2 separate regions of the Homo sapiens genome follow, and region 1 is linked to region 2. A link is an interaction called in ENCODE POLR2A ChIA-PET data of the cell type or tissue named here. Cell type or tissue: OCI-LY7. All regions are shown on one strand. Links, peaks and the distances in the headings refer to the core of each region. The heading gives the core; the rest is flanking DNA. Region 1 has its middle 6.8 kb from the start of LNCAROD. Region 2 overlaps PRKG1 (protein kinase cGMP-dependent 1).

Region 1 (2,818 bases), core at 164-2,663, 210 kb before region 2:
CCTGGCCTATTTTTCCTATTTTAAAAATGAAAAAAACTGAAGCTTATTAAGGCTAATTTGCCAGATTCCACAGTAACTAAGGACAGAATTAAGACTGGAGCCCAGAATTTACCTGATACTAAAGTTTGTCCTTTTACCATGCCCATCCCTGGCTGTCAACAAATATGTGCATTCATTTATCTCTTCAATATAATTGCGATGTGCCTATTGGATGCCAAATACTGTATGAGGCATTGAATAGAAAGTGTTGAATATTGAAGACAGGGGCTTAAAGTTGAACAAGGAAAACAAATAATAATAATAATAAATATATTGTTACAATTATAATAAGTAATTGAGACTGTGGAAGATTGTTCAAAAATGTTTGATACTCTTCATTTGGGGAGGATTTTACTGCCCAGTCCCATTAATGGAAGGCTTTGTCATGTGACTTTTTTTGCCAAATATAGGAGCAAGCAGCATAAATTATTTCCCAGATTTTTAAGCACCAACATTTGGTATGTCTCTGCCTTCTGCCACGATAACAGCAATGTTCCAGATAGAAGCTGCTCTGCCAGCCTAGGTCCCTACATGGAAAAAACATAGAAGCACAGTTGCAGCCACTCTGCAATGTACCAGTAGCAGGAGTATGAAATATACTTTTGAAGTTGCTAGCCACTGAGATTTTTGAGGTCATTAGCTAGCACATCATATCCTAGACTACTGATGAGTCCAGTAACTTCACTGGCAACTGAAAAAAATAAAGGTGTAATAGTGTGAAAAGCCAATAATACAGCACCTAAAAGCATGGACTCTGTACCCAAATTGCATAGATTCAAATTCTATCTTCCATTTACTTAAAAACTTTCCTTAGAAAACTTAATTAACATTTCTGCCTCAGTTTCCTATAGGATAATATAACTTTTCTCCTCCTATGGTTATCATAAGGATTAAACACTTTAATATTTATATAGTGTAACTATCACTGTGTGTCATTCCGCATCCTAAAAAAAATTGCTAGTAGTGGGATTTATGGACCTCGTGGTAGTTTATTTTTAATTTTTTTGTGGAACCTCCATACTGTTTCATCATGGCTGTACTAATCTACATTCCCACCAACAATGTGCAAGGATTCCCCTTTCTCCCCATTCTCACCAATACTTGCTATCTTTCATGTTTTTGAAAATAGCATTCTAACAGGTGTGAGGCAGTATCTCATTGTGGTTTTAATTTGCATTTCTCTGATGATTAATTATAGTGAGTACCTTTTTATACATCTGTTGTCTATTTCCACGTCGTCGTTTGAGAAATATCCATTCAGGTCCTTTGCCCATTTTTAAATCAGCTTATTTGTTTTCTTGCTATTGAGCTGTTTGAGTTCCTTATATATTTTAGATATTAACCCCTTATCAGATATATGGTTTGCAAATATTTTCTTCTATTTCATAAGTTGTTGCTTTATTCTGCTAATTGTTTCCTTGGCTTGGCAGAAGCTTTTTAGTTGACGTAATCCTATTTGTTTATTTTTGCTTTCATTGTCAGTGCTTTTGGGGTCATATCCAAAAAATCATTGTCCAGACCAATGTCATGGAGTTTTCCTGTATGTTTTCTCCTAGTAGATTTCCAGTGTCAGGTTATATTTTTAAGTCTTTAATCCATTTTGAGTTGGCTTTTGTATATGGTGTGAGATTAGGGTCCTATTTCGTTCTTCTGCATGTGAATATTCCGTTTCCTCGGCAACAGTTATTGAAGAGACTGTCCTTGCTCTACTGTGTGTTCTTAGCACCTTTGTGGAAAATTAATTGACTGTAAATGTATGGGTTTATTTTTTTGCTTTCTATTTTGTTCTATTACTATATGTGTCTGGTTTTATGCCAGTACCATGCTGTTCGATATAGCTTTGTGGTATATTTTAAAGTCACTTAGTGTGATACCTCCATCCTTGTTCTTTTTGCTTAAGATTGCTTTGGCTATTTGGTCTTGTGTAGTTCCATACAAATTTTTGGATTCTTTTTTCTACTTCTGTGAAGAAAAAATGTCACTGGGATTTTGATAGGAACTGCATTGAATATCTAGATCGCTTTGGGTAGTTTGGACATTTTAACAATATTAATTCTAATCCAGGAACACAAGATATCTTTCAATTCATTTGAGTCTTCTTCAATTTCTTTCATCAATGTTTTATACTTTTCAGTGTGCAAGTCTTTCACTTCCTTGATTCAATTTATTCCTAAGTAATTTTTGTATCCATTATAAATGAAAATTTTTAAGATTTCTTTCTCAGATTGCTACACTACTGGTTGTTACACTACGGATTTTGTGTGTTTATTTTGTATTCTGCAACTTCACTGAGTTCATTTATTAGTTTTAAGAGTTTTTTAACGTAGTCCTTAGGATTTTCTAGATGTAAGATCATGCCGTCTGCAAATAGGAACAGTTGAACTTTTTCCTTTCCAATTTGGGTGGCTTTTATTTCTTGCTCTCACCTAATTGCTCTGGCTAGGACTTTGGGTACTATATTAAATAGAAGTGGTGAGAATGGTCATCCTTGTCTCATCCCTGATATTAGAGGGGGAAAAATGCTTCCAATCTTTTATTGTTGAGTGTAATGCTAGCAGTGGGTTTGTCATATGGGGTCCTTTGTGTTGAGGTGCATTCTTTCCATACCTAATATGTTGAGGTATTTTGTTTTTTTTTGTACCATGAAGCGACGTTGGATTTTGTCAAATGCTTTATCTGCATCTATTGAGATTATCATATTATCTTTGTCCTTCATTCTGTTAATGCAGTGTGTCACATTTATTGATTTGTGTATGTTGAAGCTGCATCTTTTCAAATA
Region 2 (2,818 bases), core at 129-2,628:
ATGCTGCTTCCCTTCAGCTGAATACAAAACCAATTAAATGCATAGTGATTGATACTTTGCAAATCAGAGTTTAACGGAATCGACTAACTCATGGACTGTGAGATAAACTGAACAATATTTCTATTACCTTTAAGCTTAACTTATGCTAGGCATGTGATTTGGGAGAACAGCCAAAGCCTCACTGACATTTTCCTAGGCACTTCCCAGGGACCTCCATGTGTTAGGGGTTTGAGATACCCGATTGCTTGAATACTGCAAGGAGAAGCCAAGTGGGGTAGAAAGAGGATAATGAGAACTGGTGGGTGGCAGATGTCATAAGAGATAGGTAAAAGCTACAGAAAGCAACAGAAATTCTTGGGAGTCAGGCTTACTAGTTGCCAATTTAAAAAGCATTAATTACAAAAAGTTTATAGAACTATACTGCTAACCTACTGAGGCTTTCTGCTTTGCCTTTACTTTGCATGGAACCAGTCCTTGGGTCTAGAATCATCTTCCTTCTTTGGACTCTATACAAGATCTCATGAGCTCCTTAGAGCAGGGCCCTTAGAATCTCCACTTCCAATTTAAACCAGAATGCTACAAGACTCACAGAACTCAGGATCTTAACCAGAAAGTCAGGGTACCTGAGGACCACTGGTGTGAGCTAACTCAACAGAGACAGTGGAGAATGTTGAAGTTAATTATTTCCATAAAGCCCAAGTAACATATTCATCAGAAATCTTCTGATAAACCAACAACTTCCCAAAGATCATTCAAGAATGTTCAATTCAACATTGTTTCTAATGGAAAAATTTAGAAACAATCTAAATTTCTAGCAAGAGGAGGAGCTTGAAAAATAAATTATGGTATATCCATGCAATGCAACTGTAAAAATGATGACTTAGAATTATATTTAACATTACGGAAAAATAACCAAGACATATATATGAATAAAAGATACTGATTACAAGTCAGCATGCATTTTATGATCTCACAGTGTGTTCGTATGTTAGTGTGTATATATACATTCATATGTATATATATACACACACATCTATATGTGAAATAAATGTATGAAGAGACAATCAGAAATGTGTTCATCAATACGTTAACAATGATTTTTCCTTAGGGAGATTTTTAGTTGATTTTTACTTCTTTTTACTTTTTGAATTGCTTAACTTTTGAACAATCCTCATACCTTGCTTTTACAATGAGTAAAAGTAAAACTCTCATCATGAAAAAACTTGCAAGTCTCTTTTAAATTGTAATAGCTATTTATTATTATTGTCTGAATCTTTCTAATTGATTCTGATTCAACTAGAATTCCATGAATGCAAAGATATTGAGAAATTGTACAGAGCATAACAACCTATTGAGGTCTGGGGCTGAACCACACTATTACCTTCTTACAGGGCTGGCCACAAAAATTTTTTTTAAAGTAAACTCTGAGTCAGTTATAGCAATTTGTATTTGTTGAGCCTAAGATACTAGGTTTTATTATAAAAATATTTTAACAAACCTAATCCATGATGAATTGTAAGGTGACATTTAGTTTGCTTTTTATTTTTCCTGTTGTCTAAATTAATTATACAAAGTCCACTTGTGTCCATTTAAGATGATGATGATGATGATGATGATGATGATGATTTTTTAGCAAGTTGGTTAGAGCTATGAAATTACTTTCGAGTAGAGAAAGAGATCAGCCAGCAAAAAAGGAGAACAGGAGTGCATATTTTTCTTCTGCCTCTTGCCAAGGACTAGCCTAGATAGTTATGCATGTTCCTCAGATTTGTCTTCCTTTGAAGACTGTCCTAATCTCCTAGGTGTACAGGCTAATGCACTGGTTGAGAGTGTGACTAGTGTGACATTTGACTAATTTTTTTTCAATCTCAACCTTTTTTTTTGTTTTTTTGCTTGTTCTCTTGGACAAATTACTCAAACTCTCTCTGCTTTCATTTCCTCATCTATCATATGGGGATATCCTGACAGATTACCTGTGAAAACTAAATAAAAGTGTTATGTATCAAACAAAGTGTTTTCTTTGTTCCGACTGCAACCCACCTCAGTGCTAACAAGTAGATGAGTAAGGATTTGAGAAGCTACTTCTATAATATTGTGGATGCTATAAAAAGGAATGAGATCATGTGCTTTTGCAGGGACATGGATGGAGCTGGAGGCCATTATCCTCAGCAAACTAACGCAGGAACAGAAAACCAAACAGCGCATGTTCTCACTTATAAGTGGGAGCTGAATAATGTGAGCACATGGACACAGGGGGAGGAACAACACACACTGGGGTCTGTCGGGGGAGAGCTGGGGGTGTTGGCAGAGAGCATCAGGAGAAATAACTAATGCATGCTGACTTAATACCAGGCGATGGGTTGATAGGTGCAGCAAACCATCATGGTACATGTTTACCTATGTAACAAACATGCACATCCTGCACATGTACTCCAGAACTTAAAAAAAAGTTTACAATAATAATAATAATAATAATAATAAAGCATTAATATTGGTTCATTAACTAAATGTACCATACTAACGTAAGTTGTCAATAATAGGGGTAATTGGGTTCAGCGTATATAGGAATTTTCTGTACTATCTTCACATTTTTCTGTAATTATATAACTGTTCTCAAAAAACAAAGATTATGGATGCTTATACCACACTGGTTTTACTCTCAAAATTCCTAAAAAGGGAAAATGAACAAGAAAATTTCAATACTCAAGATCTTCATTTTATTTTATATAAGAAATGCTATGTGCTATATTAGAAATTAGAATCGGTAAATGTTTCATTTACAGTACATTGTTACTTCAAAATGAAGTATTATATTGAC

The links. Peaks named below come from ENCODE experiments on the same cell type or tissue, not always from the same donor. Only the 100,000 strongest peaks of a DNase experiment are listed, where the experiment ranks them.
Region 1: POLR2A ChIA-PET joins it to region 2 with 5 read pairs; 6 of 35 experiments call an interaction of 5 or more read pairs at or near these places.

The regions. Positions count from the first base shown.
Region 1 is chr10:52,475,888-52,478,705 of GRCh38, reverse strand. No RefSeq gene overlaps it. Among named protein-coding and RNA genes, the nearest start is that of LNCAROD, 6.8 kb to the right of the region's middle. In OCI-LY7, for the core only: no CTCF peak of the experiment used is centred there; no DNase peak of the experiment used is centred there; H3K4me3 peaks cover 773 bases; H3K27ac peaks cover 1,393 bases.
Region 2 is chr10:52,265,850-52,268,667 of GRCh38, reverse strand. The region is part of intron 10 of PRKG1 (protein kinase cGMP-dependent 1); the gene reads right to left. Among named protein-coding and RNA genes, the nearest start is that of PRKG1-AS1, 47 kb to the left of the region's middle. In OCI-LY7, for the core only: no CTCF peak of the experiment used is centred there; no DNase peak of the experiment used is centred there.